Regions from separate parts of the Homo sapiens genome. Here region 2 is linked to region 1. A link is an interaction called in ENCODE POLR2A ChIA-PET data of the cell type or tissue named here. Cell type or tissue: PC-9. All regions are shown on one strand. Region 1 overlaps USP54 (ubiquitin specific peptidase 54). Region 2 overlaps ASCC1 (activating signal cointegrator 1 complex subunit 1).

What was found. ChIA-PET counts read pairs that join two places held together with the same protein. Peaks named below come from ENCODE experiments on the same cell type or tissue, not always from the same donor. Only the 100,000 strongest peaks of a DNase experiment are listed, where the experiment ranks them.
Region 2: POLR2A ChIA-PET joins it to region 1 with 5 read pairs; 1 of 35 experiments calls an interaction of 5 or more read pairs at or near these places.

What each region holds. Positions count from the first base shown.
Region 1 is chr10:73,499,312-73,503,311 of GRCh38, reverse strand. It overlaps USP54 (ubiquitin specific peptidase 54), which reads left to right. Exons shown (of 24, transcript NM_001391956.1): 23 at 2,474-2,657. PPP3CB-AS1 (PPP3CB antisense RNA 1) reads right to left here. Exons shown (of 5, transcript NR_132104.1): 3 at 3,625-3,717. Among named protein-coding and RNA genes, the nearest start is that of PPP3CB, 5.3 kb to the right of the region's middle. In PC-9, no CTCF peak of the experiment used is centred here; no DNase peak of the experiment used is centred here; H3K27ac peaks cover 745 bases.
Region 2 is chr10:72,196,770-72,200,769 of GRCh38, reverse strand. ASCC1 (activating signal cointegrator 1 complex subunit 1) reads left to right here. Exons shown (of 10, transcript NM_001198800.3): 5 at 3,781-3,959. Among named protein-coding and RNA genes, the nearest start is that of ANAPC16, 17 kb to the left of the region's middle. In PC-9, no CTCF peak of the experiment used is centred here; a DNase peak (open chromatin) is centred at 2,269; H3K27ac peaks cover 1,037 bases.

The DNA.
Region 1 (4,000 bases):
GGATTTGATCCTATGGGAACATAATAGAAGGGATATTTAAATCAGGCTTGAGGTATCATGGAAGGCTTCCTGGAGGAAGCAAAAAGAATATAGCAAGTAAAAGGGACCTGAGCAAATATTAACTGAATTAAAAGAAGCTTATTTAGTATGGCAGGATTAGAAAGTCTGGCAAGGGGAGATGATGGAGAGTGTTGACAAGAGAGGATACAAAGAATATTATGGACCACAGACAGCCCTGTATGTCACAGTAAGTAGTTTGGAAGGATAGAGATAAGTCGATGTATTTGAGACCCAGTTAGGAAGTAAACATCAGTGGGAGTTGGTGCCTGCCTGGATGTTGGGAGTGGGGATAAAGGATGATACTCAAGTTTTATGGGTAGATAATGATATATTTGAGGGAAGATATGCATTCAGTTTTACATATATTAAGCTTGAGTGGAGGTATCTGGCAGGCTTTTGGAATGAGATATATAAGCTGCAAATTGAAATCTGGGAATCATAGCCATTGAAAAAGAGGAAAAGACTTGCAGAAAGAGAAGAGGAGCCAGGACATATCCCTAAAGAGCATCAGATTTAAGGTGGTTCTTCTGAAGAACCCTAAAAGGAGACTGAGAAAAAAAGATTAGAGAGACTGAAGGGAAACCAAGGATGTGTGGTACCATAGTCACCAAGGGGAGAGTGTTTCAAGAAGAAAGGAATAGCCGGGCGCGGTGGCTCACGCCTGTAATCCCAGCACTTTGGGAGGCTGAGGCGGGCAGATCATAAGGTCAGGAGATTGAGACCATCCTGGCTAACACAGTGAAATGCCGTCTCTACTAAAAATACAAAAAAATTAGCTGGGCGCGGTGGCGGGTGCCTGTAGTCCCAGCTACTTGGGAAGCTGAGGCAGGAGAATGGTGTGAACCCAGGAGGCAGAGCTTGCAGTGAGTGAGCCGAGATTGCGCCACTGCACTCCAGCCTGGGTGACAGAGCGAGACTCCGTCTCAAAAAAAAAAAGAAGAAAGGAATAATTAGCTGTGTCACATGCTGAGAGGACTGGCACCTGGTCCTTAGGCAGTATGATAAATGCTTACTTTGTGCCATTTTGTAGTAGGTGCTGTGAGCATACACTGATGAAACAACACAAATTCTGCCCTTGAGTAGCTTGCAGTCTCGTAAAGGAAATTAGACATACTGGCATATAGATTATTTTATTTAATGTATTATTACTAAGTGCCCACATTGTTCTAGGCACTGTTCAAGGTGCTGCGGATACAGAAGTAAAAAGAAATAGGGGAGAAGACAATAAACAAATAAATGACATAATGCCAGACAATGATAAGTATGATAAAGAATAATAAGGCAAGAGAATAAAGAGTAAAGAGGTAATAGTGGTTTTTTTGAGGGCTATTCCTGATAGTAGGGTAGTGAGGGAAATCAGCTCTAAGGAAGTAACTTTTGATTAGAGATCTCAGTGATATGAAAGTATGAGCCATCAGAAGAATATTCTTGGTAACAGAAACAGGAAGTATAAAGACTCTGAGGTAGCAATGAGCTTGGTGTGTTTGAGGAATATTAAAGTTAGAGTGTAAAAGCTCCAGGAATGATAGGAAATAAAGTGAGGAGCAGCAGGGCCATATCACACAGGACCTTGTAGGCCACAGTAAGGAGGAGTGGATGGGAGATAGGAAAAGCAGATTGAAGGCTGTTGCAGTAGTCCAGGTGAATTTAAATATAAAACCCATAGGTAGAAATGATAGTCCTTGGCAAGTAATGGAATTGTGGATGGGAAGTGGGAAATCAAGGTCATTGCCAATGTTTGAATATGGGTGATTTAGGAAAATGAGGTGCCAGGAGGAGGAGTTTGGAAGGATTTTGGTTCAATTTTGGATATGTTAGTGTTTCAGATGTTAAAGGGGAATATTTCTGGGTATTTATCATAAAAGTAGATAACTAATAGGGAGTAGAGCAGGACATTAGCATCAGTAAATACAAACTTGACAGGCAAAAGAGGAAGCTGTGGAATGTGTAGCAGTGACAGGAGAGAAGATGGGGTAGAGTTCTTGATTCTACATTTAAACATATATAGTTTCATTCCCAGTACTTAGAATAAGTGAAGGATTTTTTTTTCTCATTCTCTCAGGCTTTCTGAATTTCTCATATTTCGTTTTTATTTTTAAATTTCTATCTCAATCTCTCTAATTCTACTGTTAGCATTAAGGAGTTTGCTAAAGACCTGAATGATAGGGTTGGGAAGGTGAGGGATATGAGGAAGACTGGTTAAGGGATAAGGATCTGAAGTTTGCAGTTTCTTAGAGGGCTAGCAGGGAGAGCAACTGAGTAAATTGGGTCCTGTTCCAGAACAAGGCATGTAGGCATGTTTGTGCTCTGGTTCCCTCCATTTCCCTTTGCTTGCCTCACTGTGTTTACCCAACTACATCCTGCTTTGTGTTAATCCTCATCTCTATGTTTTTTTGTCTTGTCTCATTATAAGGATTCATCAAACGTGAGGAAGCCTTTGGAAACCGGGCACCGTTGTTCCAGCTCCTCTTCCCTCCCTGTCATCCATGACCCTTCTGTGTTTCTCCTCGGTCCCCAACTCTACCTTCCCCAACCACAGTTCCTGTCCCCAGATGTCCTGATGCCCACCATGGCAGGGGAGCCCAATAGACTCCCAGGTAACTCCCCCAAATCTAATATTATATGCCAGAATTTGGTACCTTTTCAGGGGCCTCCAAGGGTCAAATCAGTATACCTATGGGGAGGGGGGTATCCCAAGGTGGAGTGGTGTGAAGATATGAATTACTGCTTCAAAGTCGTGCATTTATCTAGATAAATATTAAATCATTTGTTGGGCACCATGATTCTTAGACCAAGGGTTTAGACCAGCACCCCTAGAGTCTGTCTACTTACGAAAATGACCTGCTTCAGTCATGACAGAATAAGCTTTTAACTGACAAAGGGGAGTTAATACCCAGTCTTTGGGACATCCCCAGAACAGAAATGGTCATCTCTCCTTCTATCCTCTGAGCTAGTTTTCTCCCCTTCTATCCTCTGAGTCTCAGCTGAGGGATGGTCTAGGAAGATAAGGAATGAGTGGGAGAATTGGAAAGACCCTTTACATGGAGTACCCACACCATGTGTACAGACCCAGACAATTGTGGGGAAGGTGGGCAATATCATTTTGGCTTTCTTTGACCTTCCGAGTGAGATGTTCTCTTTTTTCCCCTCATGCACTGGATGTACAAGCTTGAGGCAGTGGTTCTCAATGGATAAAGGGGATGTACCACCGGTATCTAGTGGGTAGAGGCCAGGGATGTCCTCAACAGCACAGCCATTATTGTCACTTGCTCAGTTGTTGTTGTAAACCCTCAGAGTCAGCTGAACTATTTTAGGCCAAACATACTGTTTTTGCAAAGTATTTTTCATTAATAAATCACACAATGCACAGGGCAGTCTCTCCCCAACCCCAACAAAGAATTATCAGCCCAAGATACCAAGAGTGCCAAAGTTGAATAAATGTATAAGAAAAGGCATTCCACATTAGATCTCAGAGATCAAACAAAGGCAGCTTAACTGAAGTGAAGGTAACATTTTAAGAAAAGTTGGAGAAACAAAAAAAAAGCAAGGCACAGCGTCTCACACCTGTAATTCCAGCACTTTGGGAGGCCAAGATGGGAGGATGACTTGAGTCCAGCAGTTCGAGACCAGCCTGGGCAACACAGTGAGATCCCGTCTCTATTTTTTTTAAAAAGAAAAGCTGCGTGAGGTTTTGGTATGGTGGCTCTAGGAGTATAGTCATCACAAAGGGAGTATACGTTTGCCATATATTGCTATATATTAGGGAGCCCTTCTTTTGTAGGTGTGTGTATAGTGGATGAGAGATTATAGTGGAGGGAGGTAGAGGTATGGCAACATCCATGAGACTGTTTCATTTGCCCAGGTTGGAGGTATGAGATTTGATTTTGATGTATATTAAGAATTTTAAGAAATGGAATCAAAAGCACAGCTTGATTCATTC
Region 2 (4,000 bases), 1.3 Mb after region 1:
AAGTGCAAAATTTTATTTTCCTTGAGTTTTAACATTCAAGTTACAAATACCAAGGTCATTTTATAATTGCATTAAAAGTTACTTCATCTATTTTTTTTTTTTTTTGAGATGGAGTTTCGCTCTTGTTGCCCAGGCTGGAGTGCATTGGCATGATCTTGGCTTAGTGTAATCTTGGCTCAATGCAACCTCCACCTCCTGGTTTCAAGTGATTCTCCTGCCTCAGCCTACCAAGTAGTTGGGATTACAGACATGTGCCATCATGCCTGGCTACTTTTGTACTTTTAGTAGAGATGGGGTTTCTCCATGTTGATCAGGCTGGTCTCCAACTCCCGACCTCAGGTGCAGCCAGCCTCAGCCTCCCAAAGTGCTGGTATTACAGGTATGAGCCACTGCGCCCAGCCCTAATTTTTTCTGATTATAAAATTAATACATGCTTTCAAAAAAGAGAAAGCTTGCAGAAATTATATATAAGGTATACATGGAAGTCTCTTATAATACGAACCCCAAACATAATTGCTATTAACACTTGTTATATGTTCCCCATTTTTTCTATTTGTGTAGTAAGTTATATAATATTTTTTATTGCAGTAAAATTATAACGTGGTGTAAATGTGGAGACCCTAGCCATTTTAATATACTAGATTCATTCCAGAACTTATCCAGAAAAGGGTAGACAGGCTATAAAGACTCCATTTTAACTTAGCACAAATGTTGCAGTGTGAAAAACTAGTGTGTCAGGCTGGGCTTGGTGGCTCATGCCTGTAATCCCAACACTTTGGGAGGCCTAGGTGGGAGGATCACTTGAGCCCAGGTGTTCAAGGTCAGCCCGGGCAACATGGCAAAACCCCATCTCTACAAAAAAATACAAAAATTGGCTGGGTGTGGTGGCACATGCTTGTAGTCTCAGCTACTTGGGAGGCTGAGGTGGGAGGATCTTTTTATCTGGGAAAGTCGAGGCTACAGTGAGCCAATCGCACCAGTGCACTCCCTCCTGGGTGACAGAGCGAGACTGTCTCAAAACAAACAAAAAAACAGAAAACAAAGAAGAGAAAATAAAAACTAGGCAGGCGTGTTAGCTCATGCCGGGGTGGGCGGATCATGAGGTCAGGAGATTGAGACCATCCTGGCTAACACGGTGAAATCCCGTCTCTGCTAAAAATACAAAAAATTAGCCGGCCAGGCCCAGTGGCTCACGCCTGTAATCCCAGCACTTTGGGAGGCCGAGGAGGGCACATCACAAAGTCAGGAGTTTGAGACCAGTCTGACCAACATGGTGAAACCCTGTCTCTGCTGAAAATACAAAAATTAGCAGGGCATGGTGGTGCACACCTGTAATCCCAGCTACTCAGGAGGCTGAGGCAGGAGAGTTGCTTGAACCCGGGAGGCGGAGGTTGCAGTGAGCCGAGATCGTGCCACTGCACTCCAGCCTGGGAAACAGAGTGAGACTCTGTCTCAAAAAAAAAAAAAAAAAAAAAAAAATTAGCTGGGTGTGATGGCATACACCCGTATTCCCAGCTACTTGGGAGGCTGAGGCAGGAGAATTGTTTGAACCTGGGAGATGGAGGTTGCAGTGAGCCGAGATCGTGCCACTGCACTCCAGCCTGGGCGACAGAGCAAGACTCCATCTCAAAAAATAAAAATAAACATACAAAATTAGCTGGGTGTGGTGGCTCACACCTGTAATCCTAGCATTTTGGGAGGCCAAGTTGGGTGGATCACAAGGTCAAGATTTTGAGACCAGCCTGGCCAACATGATGAAACCCTGTCTCTCCTAAGAATACAAAAATTAGCCAGGTGTGGTGGCACGTGCCTGTAATCCCAGCTACTCAGGAGGCTGAGGCAGGAGAATCGCTTGAACCTGGGAGGCGGAGGTTGCAGTGAGCCGAGATTGTACCACTGCACTGCAGCCTGGGTGACAGAGCAAGACTCTCTTGAAAATAAAATAAATAAACTGGCTTATTGATCTTGTAGAGAAGTAAAGTATATAGAAAAACCAAATGTATTGGTTAGAGTAAATTGAATTGTGATGTGAAGTCAAGTCTGCAGTTGCATTCGTGTGATATTTGCTCTGATTTACCCATTTCTTTTGTGTCTCCTAAATTAGAGAAATCAGAGAAGGAAATGATCTGGTAGCTTTTAATCCTCTAGACAAGGATCTGGTCTTGTCTGTTTTGAAATCTCAGGCAATGGAACATCAGAAGCTTCTCCACCTCCAACCACTGTAGAGACAGAGTTTCAGTAAATTGCCTAGGCTGTCTGGAACTCCTGGCCTCAGGCAATCCTCCTGCCTTGGCCTTTGCCCCAGAGTGCTGGGATTACAGGCATGAGCATGCCTTGCCTTCTTTCTTTCTTTTCTTTCCTTCCTTCCCTTCCCTTCCCTTCCCTTCCCTTCCCTCCCCTCCCCCTCCCCTCCCCTCCCCTCCCCTCCCCTCTCCTCCCCTCCCCCTCCCCTCCCCTCCCCTCCCCTCCCTCCTCACCCCTTCCATCTGCTCCCTTCCCTCCCCTCCCCTCCTCTCCCTCCTCACCCCTTCCATCTGCTCCCTTCCCTCCCCTCCCCTCCCTCCTCACCCCTTCCATCTGCTCCCTTCCCTCCCCTCCCCTCCCTCCTCACCCGTTCCGTCCCCTCCCCCTTCCCCTCCCCTCTCCCTCCCCCCTCCCCTCCCCTCTCCCTCCCCCCTCCCCTTCCCTTCCTCGTTCCCCCTCCCCCCTCCCCTCCCCTTCCCTGCTCCCCCTTCCCTTCCCTTCCCTTCCCTTTTTCTTTCTCGGTTTTTACTTATTTTGGGTATCCCTAAGGGTAGAATTTCTGGGTTATATGGTAAGTCTATGTTCAACTTTATTTATTTATTTATTTATTTATTTATTTTGAGACAGGGTCTAGCTCTGTTGCCCATGCTGGAGTGCAGTGGCGTGATCTCAGTTCACTGGAACTTCCAGCTTGCTAGTTCAAGCCATTGTTGTGCCTCAGCTTCCCAAGTAGCTGGGATTACAGACATGTGACACCACACCCAGCTAATTTTTGTATTTTTAGTAGAGATGGGGTTTTGCCATATTGGCCAGGCTGGTCTTGAACTCCTGACCTCAAGTGATCTGCCCACCTCAGCCTCCCAAAGTGTTGGGATTACAGGCGTGAGCCACTGCACCCAGCTATGTTCAACTTTTTAAGGAATTACCAAACTTTTTCATAGTGACTACACCATTTTACATTCCTACTAGCAAGGGTTTGCTTTGTAGTACTTGAATTCATTTTTCTACTTTATAAGCTGTCTTAAGGATATTCTTTTTTTTTTTTTTTTTTTTTTTTTGAGATAGAGTCTTGCTCTATTGCCCAGGCTGGAGTGCAGTAGCACGATCTTGGCTCACTGCAAGCTCCACCTCCTGGGTTCCCTCCATCCGTGCCTTAGCCTTCCGAGTAGCTGGGACTACAGGCGCCCGCCACCAGGCTGGCTAATTTTTTGTATTTTTAGTAGAGGTGGGGTTTCACTGTGTTAGCCAGGATGGTCTCGATCTCCTGACCTCGTGATCCACCTGTCTCGGCCTCCCAAAGTGCTGGGATTACAGGAATGAGCCACCGTGCCCGGCCAAGGATATTCTATTTTTAAGCCTCATTCTGCTTACATTGAATTAATTAGCAGTTTTCTTATATTTGTTATTGTCCCCTGTTTAGATTCATATACGCATTCAGAACTGCTTTAGCTCCTCAGAGGTGACAGTATCAAGAGGTCCTGTTTTATAAGCATTTGGGGGTCCTTGAGCAGTTTACCCTTTCTTCTTTGTTTACAGTAATCACTGGCCAGCATCGAAATGGTGTAATTTCAGCCCGAACACGGATTGATGTTCTTTTGGACACTTTTCGAAGAAAGCAGCCCTTCACTCACTTCCTTGCCTTTTTCCTCAATGAAGTTGAGGTTCAGGAAGGATTCCTGAGATTCCAGGAGGAAGTACTGGCGAAGTGCTCCATGGTAAGTGCAAACAAAGCAAGAAGGTTAAAAAAAAAGTTAAA